2 separate regions of the Homo sapiens genome follow, and region 2 is linked to region 1. A link is a loop called in an ENCODE intact Hi-C map of the cell type or tissue named here. Cell type or tissue: PC-9. All regions are shown on one strand.

Region 1 (8,000 bases):
TGATATGATGGTTTACCTTGAGAACCCTAAGGACTCCTCCAGAAAGCTCCTAGAACTGATACAAGAATTCAGCAGTTTCCAGATACAAGATTAATATTCACAAATCAGTAGCTCTTCTATACACCAACAGCGACCAAGCTGAGAATCAAATCGAGAAATCAACCCGTTTTACAATAGCTGCAAAAAAACAAAAAACAAAAAACAACAACGAAAAAAAACTTAGGAATATACCTAATAAAGGAGTTGAAAGACCTCTACAAGGAAAACTACAAAACACTGTTGAAATAAATCGTAGACAACACAAACAAATGGAAACACATCCCATGCTCATGGATGGGTAGAATCAGTATTGTCAAAATGACCATACTGCCAAATGCAATCTACAAATTCAACACAATCCCCATCAAAATACCAACATCATTCTTCACAGAGTTAGAAAAAAAATTCTAAAATTCATATGGAACCAAAAAAGAGCCCCCATAGCCATAGCAAGACTAAGCAAAAGGAGCAAATCTGGAGGCATCACACTACCTGATTTCAAACTATAATATAAGGTCATTGTCACCAAAACAGCATGGTACTGGTATAAAAATAAGCACGTAGACCAATGGAACAGAATAGAGAACCCAGAAATAAACCCAAATACTTACAGCCAACTGATATTCAACAAAGCAAACAAAATCATAAAGTGGGGAAAGAACACCCTTTTCAACAAATGGTGCTGGGATAATTGGCTAGCCACATGTAGGAGAATGAAACTGCATCCTCATCTCTCACTTTATACAAAAGTCAACTCAAGATGGATTAAGGACTTAAACCTAAGACGTGAAACTATAATAATTCTACAAGATACCATTGGAAAAACCCTTCTAGATATTGGCTTAGGCAAGGATTTCATGACCAAGAACCCAAAAGCAAACGCAATAAAAACAAAGATAAATAGCTGGGACCTAATTAATCCAAAGAGATTTGCATGGCAAAAGGAACAGTCAGCAGAGTAAACAGACAACCCACAGAGTGGGAGAAAATCTTCACAATCTATACCTGACAAAGGACTAATATCCAGAATCTACAATGAACTCAAACAAATCAGTAAGAAAAAAACAATCCCATCAAAAAGTGGACTAAGAACTTGAATAGACAGTTCTCAAAAGAAGATATACAAATGGCCAACAAACATATGAAAAAATGCTCACCATCACTAATGATCAGGGAAATCCAAATCAAAACCACAATGCGGTACTGCCTCACTCTTGCAAGAATGTCCATAATCAAAAAAATTAAAAAATAGTAGATGTTGGCATGGATGCTGTGAACAGGGAACACTTCTACACTGCTTGTAGGAATGTAAACTAGTACAGCCACTATAGAAAACAGTGTGGAAATTCCTTAAAGAACTAAAAGTAGAACTACCATTTGATCCAGCAATCCCACTACTGGATATCTACCCAGAGGAAAATAAGTCATTATTCGAAAAAGATACTGCACACACATGTTTATAGCAGCACAATTCACAAGTTGCAAAATCGTGGAACCAAACTAATTGTCCATCAGTCAATGAGTGGATAAAGAAACTGTGGTGTATATATGTATCATATATATGAGATATATACATATATGAGATATATACATATATGTATGTATGATATGTATGATACATATATCATATGGATGTATGATATGTATGATACATATATCATATATATGTGATGGAATACTACTCAGCCATAAAACAGAATGAATTGACAGCATTTACAGTGATCAGGATAGACTGGAGACTATTATTCTAAGTTAAGTAACTCAGGAATGGAAAACAAAACATCATAAGTTCTCACTGATATGTGGGAGTTAGGCTATGGGGACACAATGGCATAATAAGAATGATACAATGGACTTTGGGGACTTGAGGGGAAGAGTGTGAAGGGGGTGAGGGATAAAAGACTACAAATATGGTGCAGTGTGTACTGCTCGGGTGATGGGGTGCACTGAAATCTCACAAATCACCACTAAAGAACTTATTCATGTAACCAAATACCACCTGTACCCCAATAACTTAAGGAAAAAAATTTAAAAATAAATAAATAAAATTTTTTTAAAAATTGGCCAAGGATGGTGGTGTGTGCCTGTGGTCCCAGCTACTTAGGAGGCTGAGGCAGGAGGATGACTTGAGCCCAGGAGATCAACGCTGCAGTGAGCCATGTTTGCACCACTGCACTCCAGCCTGGGCAACAGAACACATTTCTGTCTCATAAATAAATAAGTAAATAAATAAATAAATCTAAGTATCTTTGGTTAAATTCCACTTTGGGTAGGGCTAAGAGAGGAGATGTGAACTCTGAGAGCCCAAATATTATGTCTTTCAAGTCTATTTTTTTGGTAAGTCAATTTTTGACTACCCTTTCTTTACTTATTGTGCCCTGTGAACTCTTCCATGTCCATACCCATTCATTGTCTATAATCTTGGCACTTTCTTATTCATTAATTCAACAAATATTTATTCCCTATCACCTTTATTTATGCATTTCTATAGATGCTAGAGATAGGGTAAATAAAAGTATGGCAAAACCAGCAATTACTTTTGCACCAACCTAATATGATTTTTTAAGAAATTTATAATTTCATTAGAGAAATAGATGTATAAACAAAGAAATTATAATACAAACATTGTGATAAGTGCAGGAAGTAGAAAATAGTGATTATTGCTTTCTTCAAACATAAAGTATTGTTAGTCAGGAGTCCTTCAGTTGTAAGTGCCAGAAACCCAATTTCAAACAGCAAAAGCAGAAAATGGAATCTATTGGCTCACATCCCTACAAATTCCAGGAATAGAACTGTGCTAAGGGACTCAAATAATGTTGTTGGGTCTTCATAGCTTATTCTGGTTTATTTCTTGCTTTTGGGGCCTTGCTTTTTTCTTCTGAAGATGGACTCTGAAGTGAATTCTACAGCACACTACCCAGATGCCTTATTTAGAATCGAAGCATTGGTTTCCTTCAGGTTTTGGGAGTGTTGGCTGCTGATGGCTCATAGTTGAGTCTCTTTCTGAGACAAAGGGAGGTGTCTCACTCAAGTTTATCCCTCCTCCCTGAGAATAGCTTGAATCCAAAGACTGATCAATGAGGGATACAAAGGGCTGGCCTCTTGCCTTGATTCAGGACGTACCTAAAAGGCCATCCAGCTTTAGAGTTACCCATGGGAACAGTTCAGGAATCTGAGGAACTTAACATCTGACTCTTGGAAGAACGGTTCTGTGGAGAAGAGGGTTGAGTTTATTTTTTTTATTCTGGAGATATAGGGATGAAATGGAGAGAAGTAAAGAAGAGAAAATATGAAGGGAAACCAAACAACTGTTTGAACTGGTGAAAGACTAGGCACCTTGCCCTGTGACTCCTCTCTAGAACCCTGCAGACTTTTATCAAGTATTTGGCTACAAGCAAGTTTTTTGTGAAACCAGTGGAAGAGTCTGTTCTTCCTCTCTCAACTGGCCTAGGATGGGATGGAACTGTAGAGCACAGGCATATTTAGGAGTTTAGAGACATAATTCTGAGGAAATAAGTTCTAGAACTTTGCAGAAGCAGTAGGTAGGGCTATGAACTCTATACATTGTAAGGTTTGACAGGCAAACATCTGGATGTATCTGTCACAGCAACTAATGTCTTAGAGAATAAGGTATAGCTTCACCAAACATTTGAGGAACTAGTAGTAAAAGTAATCAATGCTAATAAATGACAGTATAATAAAATGAAGGCAAAGTGCCACAGGAACAGAAAGGTCTTGAACAGCTAACCGATATATTAAAGAACAAATAGACTTGCCCGGCATGGTGCTATGTATCTGTAGTCCAAGCTACTTGGGAGGCTGAAGCAGGAAGATCACTTTGAACCCAGGAGTTCAAATGCAGCCTGGGCAACATAGAGAGATCCTATCTCTAAAATAAAAAAAGAAAGAAAGAAAAGATAAATTTGTATAAGTCCATTACTTGGCTTTATTATAATACAGAGAAAAACTGAGGGAAGGATTAGACAGGTCTAAAGCTATTAAAAAGAAATATAGCAAGAAAAACTGGAAGTCCATTGTCTGTGAAAAATTAAAAAAATAAATTATGTTCATTCATCTAGCACGGTGAATAAAAATAATTGACATTCTAAGGCTCCAATTAAAACATTTCCAGGCCGGGCCTGGTGGCCCACACCTATAATCCCAGCACTTTGGAAGGCCGAGGCAGGCGCATGAGTCAGGAGTTTGAGACCAGCCTGGGCAATACGGTGAAACCCCGTCTCTACAAAAAATTTAAAAAATTAGCCGGGCATGGGGGCACACACCTGTAATTTCAGCTACTCAGGAGGCTGAGGCAGGAGGATTGCTTGAACCCCGAGGCAGAGGTTTCAGTGAGCTGAGATTGCACCACTGCACTCCAGCCTAGGTGACAGAGTGAGACCTTGTCTCAAAATAAAACGAAACAAAACAAAATCCAAAAGTGTTTCCTCATGTTTTATTAATTAAAAACAAACAAAACCATAGCTGAGGAGGTTTCTCAGCTCAGAGGTTGACTGAGGAGGTTTCTCTGCAAGTGTGTTTACAACTGTGAATGGTAAATCCCACCAGAAGAAAGGCAAATAAATTAGATCGCTCCTGGAAAGCACTCTGCCTCATTCTTCAGCGGTTTTTGATGATGTGACTTAATATATAAAAAAGCACAGAGCTGAACTCAAAATGAAATAGCAGATTAAGAGAGCCATCTACTGGCAACTCATTGAAATCTGTTTAATTTGTTACGTTTCTATGCCCAATATTTTCTCATCACTAATTCTAGGGTCAACTTTCTAGACATATTTAATCTGCTCAACCTTCATGTTATACTTTTTATGAAGGAGGATATCTTTAATATAAGCTACAATTTGTAACACAGATACCCAGGTTTAGGAATTATTCTTTGAAATTTAGCCAACTTGTCTATTACGCTAAGAATGATGATGACAGTACATGTGATGTTTAGTAAAGTGACCAAAATAAAAGCAGACGACATATGTCCAGCACTGATCCATGTACTTTACTTGTATTGATTCTTATAATCTTCACAAGAACCTTATAAAGGAGGTACTATTATTATTTTCATTTTGCAGATAAGGAAACTGAGTACGGAGAAGTTAGATATCTTGCTCAAAGTCCAACAGCTAATAAGATTTTCCCTTCAGATCAGACACAAGACATAGATATTGTTCTTGTCACTTCTATTCAACATTGTTCTAGAGGTTCTAATCAGGGCAATTAGTTAAGAAAAAGAAATAAAACACATCCAAATTGGAAAGGAGAAAAGCAAAACTATCTGTTTATGGATGACATCACATATACAGAAAGTAAATCCTAGGTAATCCACAAAAAAGTTTAAGAGTTAATAAATAAGTGTACTCAAGGTGGTATGGTACAAGATCAATATGCAACAATCAGTTATTTTTCCTATTCACTAGGAACAAGTAATCTGAAAATGAAATTAAGAAAACAACTTCATCTACAATAGCATCAAAAAGAATAAAATACTTAGGAATAAATTTAACACAAGAAATGCAAGATTTCTACACAAAACATACAAAAATCATTGAAAGAAATTAGAGGTTTAAATAAATAGAAAGGCATCTGTGTTCATGGATTGGAAGACTTGATATTGTTAAGATGTCAATACTCTTGAAATTGAGCTACAGATTCAGCGTAATTCCTATGAAAATTCTGGCTGGCTTTTTTTTTTTTTTTACAGAAATTGACAAGATTATTCTAAACTCCATAAGGAAATGCAAGAGACCCAGAAGAGCCAAACAGTGTTGAAAAAGAAGAAAGTTGGAGAACTCACATTTTCCAATTTCAAAACCTACCGCAAAGTTATAGTAGTCAAGACAGTATTGTGCTGGCATAAGGATAGACATATATATCAACAGAATAGAATTGCAGGTTCAGAAATACATCCATAACTTATGGGCAACTGATATTCAACAAACATGCCAATACAATTTAGTGGGGCAAAAATAATCTTTCCGACAAATGACACTAGGACAACTGAATATCCACTTGCACAAGAATGAACTCTTAACCTCATAGCATATACCATCGGAACTCAAAATGGATCATAGACCTAATTATAAGAGCTAAAACTATACTTTTTTATCTTTCTACCTTGTCTAAATATACTTTTATAATAACAAATTGGGAAATATGGTTAAACTTATGGTTTTCTGTTATTGAATGTCATCAAATTGATGAATAACAAATTGATTGAATATCAAAGTTGATTGAGCTTAATTAAGTATTATTGTGTATGTCTGTGTATCCTGTTGATAGACTGGCAATATTTGGGCAAGTAATAAAAGAAAGACATACATAATTTATAAATTATTGCATACTATATTAGTTTGCTAGGGCTGCTATAACAAAGTACCACCAACTGAGTGGCTTAAACAACAGAAATTTGTTATCTCACAATTTTAGAGACCGGAGGTCCACGATCAAAGCATTGACAAGGCCATGCTCCCTCTGAAGGAGCTAGAAAAGATCTGTCTCATGCTCCTACTGGAAAGTATAATTCCAATCGTCACCTAGAGTTATCCCTTCATGTTTGTCTCTGTGTTCAAATTTCCCGTTTTAATAAGGACACCAGTCATATAGGATTCACAGTTCACCCTACTCTGGTATTATCTCACTTTACCTTAACTAATCATATCTGCAATGATTCTATTTCCAAATAAGGTCATATTCTGAGTTACTGGGGTTTAGGATTTCAACCTGTAAATTTTAGGAGCAGGGGACACAATTCAACTCATCACACATGCTTATTCCATGAGATTAGTTTTCTTCCCTTAATTTCAACAAAATAACTAAATGTGTTTTTATAATCAATATTTTTACATAAATTGTATTTTATTGTAAAATGGCCTGAGGAATTAAAAAATAAAAAAGTATAAGGTCATAAAATTTGCATAAATTTTATAAAAATATAAGTTAAAATAAATGTAAAATTTAACAATTATTTTTATATTTTAAAAAGTTATTTTTCTTCTGAAATTGTTAATTTCATTTATTAAAATTCAAAGCAAAAATTTTATTAACAAAATAAAAATTATTCAAGTAAAATAAAAATTTAATATTTTGAAAATATTTAATAGTATTTAATTTTAATTTTATTTAACTTGTTAAATATTTTTATAAAGATAAAACTATTTGCACTGTTAATGTGCAATGCTTGTCATGTTGCCAATGTAAAGAATTGTTAAACTACATCATGAATTATTATGTTTAGATCTACGTATATGTATATATGTACATTGAGGAGTAATATGTAATGTTTAATATTGCAAAATCTTTCTCTTCCACTACATTATTTATTTTGAATAACAAGTTACTCCAACTCTTAGTATTTTTTTTTTTGCAGATGGAGTTTCACTTTTGTTGCCCAGGCTGGAGTACAGTGGCACGATCTCAGCTCACTGCAACCTCTGCCTCCTGGGTTCAGGTGATTCTCCAGCCTCAGCCTCCCGAGTAGCTGGGATTACAGGCACCCACCACCACACCTTGCTAATTTTTGTGTTTTTAGTAGAGACTAGTTTTGCCATGTTGGCCAGGCTGGTCTCAAACTCCTGACCTCAAACTCCTGCTTGCCTCAGCATCCCAAAGTGCTGGGATTACAGGTGTGAGCCACCATGCCCAGCCTCTTAGTGGTTTTAAAGAATAACATTTATTATCTCACACTTTTTGTGGGTTAGGAATTGCCATGGCTTACTTAGGTGGGTCCTCTGCTTCCTGGTCTCGGACAAGGCTGCAGTCAAGGTGCTGGCCAAGGTTTTTGGTTTTTGGTCTCATTTGAAGGCATGACTGGGGAGGAATGTGCTTGCAAGTTTACACAGTGATTGTTGCCAGGATTCAGTTCTTTGCAGGTTGTTGAACTGAGGGCCTAAGTTTTTTACTAGCTGTTGGTCCTAGGCCACCCTCAGTTGTTTGCCATATGGGTCCATCCA
Region 2 (8,000 bases), 660 kb before region 1:
TCACACAGTAGAGGTCCCTGTACCTTCACTGAATTGCAAGTTCACTTTCTACCCTGAGTTACTCATGTCTTCAGTTTTGCTTTTCTTTGTTCTTTCTTTCTTGTTCATTCATTCATCAAGCACTTTATTGAGTCCCTACTATGTTCCAGGCACTGGGTATCGTAGGTGCCTGGAACATAGTAGGGACTCAATAAAGGAGCTATGCTTCCTTTATGTGAATTAAATGTCACTGATGTAGCTGGCATTTAGTAGGCTTTCAGTAGGTGTTGGTTTTCTTTGTCTGCCCCTCATTTTGCTTAATTAACCTACCAAATGCATCTTTGACTCTAGTGTGTCCAGAAGAAATGGACAGTGTTGATGCTCTAAACATCCCCAGCGTAGATTGTTTTTCAATGTGCACAACACAGATAAGTCACTTCAAAGTCCATAGATAAAGGGGCTTCTTGCTGATTTCATCAGAATGAGTAGAAATTGCAAGATAATTTTTGTTTTGCCTCCCACCCCCAGCTTCATGTACAGATCACACTGACAGAGTATCTTCAGCTTTTATCTTTCCTCCCTTCCTTGATCTGCCCTTCATCAAAGCATTTTAGTTGTAAAGTTAAATAGGGAAGAATGAGGAACGAGGCATAAATCATCCTAACTTCTTGCCACCCTCCAACCTTATATTCTCAAAAGACATCATTGGACTGCACCATTGTTTTGGTAACAATACACCAGTTTTAAAGTATTTTCTTGTTACCTTTCTCCTTTTTGATATTCATCTAATTTTCCTTTCTTTTGTAGGCTGTCAGCCAGATGAAACAGCAAAAATATCCAACAAAAGTCTCCTTCAGTTCACAAGAGATACCATTAGCACCAGCTTCATCATACCATTCAACAGATGCAGACTTCACAGGCTATGGTATGATTCTTTCTCTCAGCAGATCTGGCTCATTAAGCCTTAGAGAAGGCAAGGGATCATAATGTCCTAAAACGAGAACTGGACCAGGAGGCAGAAGTCTGACTCTGGATACTTCCTCCGCTTCCTTAGCTTTGGGGCTTGGATAGGTCACTTCATTTCCTACATCATTTTTCCTCCTCTCTGCCATCGCCATTGCCTGTTGCTTTTTGAATATAAGAGCACTAGAACAGAACAGGACCTCAGTAGGTCAGGAGTTCAAGACCAGCCTGGCCAACATGGTGAAACCCTGTCTCTACTAAAAATACGAAAAATTAGCCAGGCATGGTGGCGCATGCCTGTAATCCCAGCTACTCGGGAGGCTGAGGCAGGAGAATCGCCTGAACCCAGGAGGCAGAAGTTGCAGTAAGCTGAGATTGCACCACTGCACTCCAGCCTGGGTGACAGAGTGAGACTCTGTCTCAAAAAAAAAAAAAAGGAAAAGAAAAGGACCTCAGTAAATGTTATTTGAATCTGAGGCTTCTGTATTATTCTTCTCTAATCTCTACAAAAGATTATATTTAGGTCTTGAGTAATATCTCTTTAAAAATCCTATCAAACCCAATTTTTAGCCCTGCAAATGTTGCTTTAAGCTGTTTGAAGAATGTTGATTTTCAATGCTTAAAGAAATTGGCATGCACATTCTGTCTTTAAATTCCTGGCTTGAATTATGCTGACTGGGGGTTGAAAATAGAACTTTATAAAGAATAATAGGTATTTCTACTTGCTTTTTTTTCTTTTTTTTTGAGACAGAGTCTCATTCTGTCACCCAGGCTGGAGGGCAGGGGGCTGATCTCAGCTCACTGCAACCTCTGCCTCCTGGGTTCAAGTGATTCTCCTGCCTCGGCCTCCTGAGTAGCTGGGATTACAGGTGCTCACCACCATGCCCGGCTAATTTTTACATTTTTAGTAGAGATGGGGTTTCACCATGTTGGCCAGGCTGGTCTCAAACTCTTGACCTCAAGTGATCTGCCTGCCTCGGCCTCCAAAAGTGCTGGGATTACAGACGTGAGCCACTGTGCCCAGCCCTACTTTGCTTTTGTGCAGTATACATCAGTAAAAAATAAAACTCTTTAAAAGACAGTACTCACCAATGGCAAAGCATAACCCTGCATTAATTTAGCAGTTCTGAAATCTTTGTGGTATTTGCCTTTTATATATTTTTTCATAAATATTAACTTCATAAAGTTCATCAAGCAGGTACTATTTTAAAGCATTGTAGATGTACTAAAACATTTGATGCATGTGGTCAGAAAACTATGGCGCATGGGTCAAATCTGGCCTACCAGCTAGTTGTGTATGGTCTACAAGCTAAAAAAGGTGTTCACTTTTTAAAGGTTGAAAAAACACCTAAGAAAATTTTATTAAAATATTCTATGAAATTCATATTTCAGTGTCCACAAATACAGGTTTATAGACACTCATTTGTTTCTGTATTGTCAGTGGCTTTTTTCACACTATAATGATGGAGTTAAGTAGTCACAACAGAGACAGTCTGGCCTGTAATGCCCTATTAAAATATGTATACTTGGCACTTTACCAACAATGCATGCTGACTATGGAGGTAGACAAGTTGAGTTTTGGTAATATATATCACATATTTATACTTAGATGACAGAAATTCAGCATCCTTCCTGGTTTTCATTCTCATGGTTAAATAATAAATAAACAAATAAATAAATAAATGAAGTTCATCATCCTACAGTTGAATCTATAGAAATTTTATTCATTTACTCATCTACTTACCAAGCATTTATTGAGGACTTGGTATGAGCTGGGTTTGGGGCTGGATTCCATGAGAGAAGTAAATAAAAAGATTGACTCAGGACTGGCTAGGGTGAGGCAAACGTGGAGGAGGGAAAAGAAATGCCATCTCCAGGATGTCTCACCAGGTTTTTTTCTCTCTTCTCACTCAGGAGACTACGCTAGTCATTTACAAAGGCAGTATAAACTTTTTATTTACTTATCTATTTATTTATTTGAGATGGAGTTTTGCTCTTGTTGCCCAGGCTGGAGTGCAATGGTGTGATCTCGGCTCACTGCAACCTCTGCCTCCTGGGTTCAAGTGATTCTCCTGCCTTAGCCTTCCTAGTAGTTGGGATTACAGGCATGTGCCACCATGCCTGGCTAATTTTGTATTTTTAGTAGAGACAGGGTTTCACCATGTTGGTCAGGCTGGTATCAAACTCCTGAACTCAGGTGATCCGCCCACCTCAGCCTCCCAAAGTGCTGAGGTTACAGGCGTGAGCCACCGCACCCGACCTAAAAGCAATAGAAACTTTTTAAAGCACCCATGAAAGTGTGCCACTATCGTACGTCATTTTTATTGTAAATTAATGGGAAATGTGGTATAAAATACATATGCTGCAAAAAGATTTAAAGACAAATTTGGTTTACAATTTAATATTCTGCCTTGCCTGTATCTTACCTAGAGCCTTTCTTTTTGTCTTATTGGCAAGATTTTTCTATAAAGAAGTCGATAGTAAATATTTTAGGCTGTGGTCCACACAGCCTCTGTTGTAGTTTCTCACCCCTGCCATTGTAGTGTGCTAGCCACCATAGGCTGGCCATAGGCTACTTCTAAATATGGCACTTTTTATGGTTGTATCACTGAATTTCTTGCTGTTAACCAGGAGGCCTTTAGATTAATAAATTCCATATGGATGGGAACAAGATATGTGAATACCCACAATGTGCCAGACTCTGGGCCGGGCACCTCACACACACTGTTCATTTAGTTTCTCTAACAGCCTCTTTAATAGTGGTTACATGCATTTTTCTGATGAGAAGTGAGCTCCACTTTCACCCTCCTGTTAAATTCCTGCTTAGGAACTCAACTGTGGCTCTGTGCCACTCCAAAACCTGTGCCTTTTCATCTCAAAGACCATGATTATCACTTAGTTAGAGCAGAACCCCCACAGGCTTACCTAGAGCCTGTTTCTTTTTGTTTTATACCAGAGATTGACAAGCTTTTTCTATAAAGAAGTAGATTGTAAATATTTTAGGCTTATGGGCCACACAACCGCTATTGCAGTTACTCACCCCTGCCATTGTAGTATGCTAGCAGCCATAGGCTAGGCATAAATGAATTAGTGGGTTTGTGTTCCAATACGACTTTATTTATAGACACTGAGATTTAGACTCATATCATTTTCACATGCTTTGAGACATTATTTTTCTTTTGATTTTTTTTCAAGCTTTTGAAAGTGAAAAGCCATTCTTGATCCGCGAGCTATAGTCCGCTGACCCCTGCTTTTACATAGGTTTAATGAGCACTGGGATCTCATCTCAGCTCTGTGCATTAGCTGCAGCTGACCAGCAGATGGAGCCCTCTCTCATCAGCCCTTTCCTGAATTATATCATAATGTAAGAAACAATACTCATGGTGATCAAACTCAGTTATCAGAAAATATGACATTCTCTGGAGACTATGATTTGTATGAGCATCTCTTGAAGCTATTCAACATTTTATATGAGCATCTCTTGAAACTATTCAACATTTTGAATGTTTTGAGGTTTCGTTGTTGTTGTTGCCATTTTGAGACGGAGTTTCACTCTTCTTGGCCAGGCTAGAGTGCAATGGCGCGATCTCAGCTCACTGCAACCTCTGCCTCGGGCTCAAGCGATTCTCCTGCCTTAGTCTCCTGAGTAGCTGGGATTACAGGCATGAACCACGCCCAGCTATTTTTTATATTTTTAGTAGAGACGAGGTTTCACTATGTTGACCAGGCTGGTCTCGAACTCCTGACCTCAGGTGATCCTCCCACCTCAGGTGATCAGCCTCACAAAGTGCTGGGATTACAGGCGTGAACCACCGTGCCCGGCTGAATGTTTTGAGTTTTTAATAGGTTATCTGGAAAATGCATGTGTGTAGATTTTATGCTGGATAAACAGGTGTTAGTAAACATTTTTTCTTAGCCTATAAACATTTTTTCCCTCACTCTTTGGAAAAACCCAACCTAAAACAATTGTTTTTAAAAATAAACCTTTGTAAAAAAGCAATAACTTTTAAATAAACTTTTCCTCTATGAACCCCGCAAGTAATTTTTGAGTCTTGTGTTTATAATATATTTTGCTTTACTATATATGTAATATATTTGGGGATAAATTTTAGGTAATTGTTATTTTCAGGTATTTCATACTTTATTGATTAAATTCTTTATACATCTTAATAATTTAATTCATCTGATATGCTCTAATTGAAAGTATTTAGGCATTGTTTCTTAATTAGTATCCTATAGCTCAGAATCTCCTGTTATACCAGCCTTTATTCTCATTGTAACATAGGCCTTCATATACCTAATCATTTAATCATTGTAATTTTTCCATACAGATTTTCATGATGTATTTTAAGATTTTAAAACTTTTAGCCAGGTGCAGTGGCTCACACCTATAGTCCTAGCACTTTGGGAGGCCAAGGCGGGCGGATCACCTGAGGCCAGGAGTCCGAGACCAGCCTGGCCAGCATGGCAAAACCTCGTCTCTACTAAAAATAAAAAAATTAGCCAGGCATGGTGGTGGGTGCCTGTAATCCCAGCTACTTGGGAAGCTGAGGCAGGAGAATTGCTTGAACCCAGGAGGTGGAGGTTGCAGTGAGCTGAGATCGTACCATTGCATTCCAGCCTGGGCGACAGAGTAAGACTCTGTCTCAAAAATATAAATAAATAAAATAAGATTTAAAACTTTCAAGTAAAATTGATGGGTTGAGGGGTGGGAGTTATCGTTTTAATCTCAGCAGTGTCATCCCTGGCTGAAGAGGCAGGAATGACCCAGCTTTTTGCTTCATGGTGTTTGGCAGGAAAAGAGTGCAGTGATAAACACATGCAAGCCCCACACTCCCCACGTGATGGAACGTGCAGGCTGAGCTGCAGCTCTTACATGCCAGTCATGCTGTGTTCAATTCTTTTCCAGGTGGTTTCCAGGCTCCTCTGTCAGTGGACCCCGCAACGTGTCCCATTGTCCCTGGACAGGAAATGATTATAGAAATATCCAAGGGACGTTCAGGGCTTGGTCTCAGCATTGTGGGAGGAAAAGACACACCCTTGGTAAGTTTCTAGAAATAAAATGTATCCACTGTCATAGAACTAGTTGTTGAGGTTAATTTTGGCCCTGCGCCACAACTCTGCAAGACTTGCCTTTTTCATAGTATGAGGAGAAAATGTGATTATAAATAGATGTGCATCCATAGTCTAGCTAGTTTTCAAGTTTTTCTCAGTGTTTAATTTTCAACAGTGCTGGGCGCGGTGGCTCACACTTATAATCCCAGCACTTTGGGAGGCCAAGGCAAGCAGATCGCTTAAGCCCAGGAGTTCAAGACCAGCCTGGGCAACGTGGCGAAACCCCATCTCTACAAAAAGTACAAAAATTGTCTGGGTGGGCTGAGCACAGTGGCTCACGCCTGTAATCCCAGCACTTTGGGAGGCTGAGGCAGGCAGATTACTTGAGGTGAGGAGATCAAGACCAGCCTGGCCAACATGGTGAAACCCTATCTCTACTAAAAATACAAAAATTAGCTGGGCATGGTGGTGCACACCTATAGTCCCAGCCACTCAGGAGTCTGAGGCAGGAGAATCACTTGAACCCAGGAGGTAGAGGCTGCAATGAGCTGAGATCGTGCTACTGCACTCTAGCCCCACTCCTTAGGAGGCTGAGGTGGGAGATTCACTTGAGCCCAGGAGGTCGAGGCTGTAGTGAACCGTGATCATGCCACTGCACGCCAGCCTGGGTGACAGAGAGCAAGACCTTGTCTTAAAAAAAAAACAAACAAAAAACTTTCATCAGGATTTTCTCCATCTAGGATGTTGAATATTTTTATAAATACTTATTAGACCAACAGTATCACAGCAGCATTTAGAAGTATTTAAGAGGATGCCTCACACATAGTAAGTGTTCAGTAAGTAGGAACTGTTGTTATTCTCATCATCATTATTTAATGGAATTGTAGATAAAAAGTATACATCAGGCCAGCATGGTAACCGAGGCAGGTGGATAGCTTGAGGCCAGGAGTTTGAGACAGCCTGGGCAACATAGCAAGACCTCATCTCTACAAAGAAAATTTTTTTTAAATTAGCAAGGCATGGTGGCACACACCTGTATTCCCAGCTACTCAAGAGGCTGAGGAAGGAGGATCACTTGAGCCCAGGTGTTTGAGGCTGCAGTGAGCTATGATCATGCCACTATACTCCAGCCTGAGCAACAGAGCAAGGCCCTGTCTCTGTTTAAAAAAAAAAAAAAAAAAAGGTATGCATGAATTATTCCGGCCTAACAATTTAGGGTTCATTTTACACTGACCATTTTCATATCTACTCATAATTTTTTTTAGAAGTCGGTGTAGAATATTAGTGTTTCCTGGGATGATTGACTTTTTATTGTTTTTTATTTTTTTAAATAAATAGAGATGGGGTCTTGCTATGTTGCCCAAGCTGGTTTTGAACTCCTAGGCTCAAGCGATCCTCCTACCTTAGCCTCCCAAAATGCTGCAATTACAGGCATGAGCCACTGTGCCTGGCCAGGATGATTGATTTTTCATTATTCAATACCTTTTGTTTATCACTGCTCAGTAGCGCCATTAAAATGAAAACTTTTCCTGGGTTTTGATTTACTCAAGATGTGATTAATTAATGCATGTGTGTGTGTGTGTATGTGTGTGTGTGTGTTTAATACCTGCATATTATACAAAGTTAAATTGATACAAAAGGAAAATTGTGTGTGTGTGTATGTAATACCTGCATCTTATACAAAGTTAAGTTGCCATAAAAGGAAAAAAGTGAAAAATAAATCTCCCTCCTACCTTTTTGCCCTAGCTCTGCCCTTCACTACCTAAAACCAGGGCGACTCCCTAGAGACAATCACTCTTGTTAATGAATATGTTTTAAATGAATATTTTGGTATTTCTTTTGCCCATTTTATTTAGTAAGCAATAAATTGTACATGCCAGATAAAACAAACATATCAGGGTCTATAAAACTATTTTTTTCCACATTGGGCAGTAATGTAACATTTTTGTGGTAGTACTGTTGGGGGTGGGGAGATCCTAATCTACTTTTGTGTAATAAATATT

The links. Peaks named below come from ENCODE experiments on the same cell type or tissue, not always from the same donor. Only the 100,000 strongest peaks of a DNase experiment are listed, where the experiment ranks them.
Region 2: a loop joins it to region 1, with 6 times the contacts of the local background. A loop is called at or near these places in 6 of 110 quality-filtered maps.

The regions. Positions count from the first base shown.
Region 1 is chr1:62,741,985-62,749,984 of GRCh38, forward strand. No RefSeq gene overlaps it. Among named protein-coding and RNA genes, the nearest start is that of ATG4C, 38 kb to the right of the region's middle. In PC-9, CTCF peaks have their summits at 4,738 (motif pointing left) and 4,939; no DNase peak of the experiment used is centred here; H3K4me3 peaks cover 587 bases.
Region 2 is chr1:62,078,664-62,086,663 of GRCh38, forward strand. PATJ (PATJ crumbs cell polarity complex component) reads left to right here. Exons shown (of 44, transcript NM_001350145.3): 32 at 787-904; 33 at 5,852-5,985. It overlaps MIR3116-1 (microRNA 3116-1), which reads left to right and starts at 123; the gene lies at 123-196. It overlaps MIR3116-2 (microRNA 3116-2), which reads right to left and starts at 193; the gene lies at 126-193. In PC-9, CTCF peaks have their summits at 4,272 (motif pointing right) and 4,480; no DNase peak of the experiment used is centred here.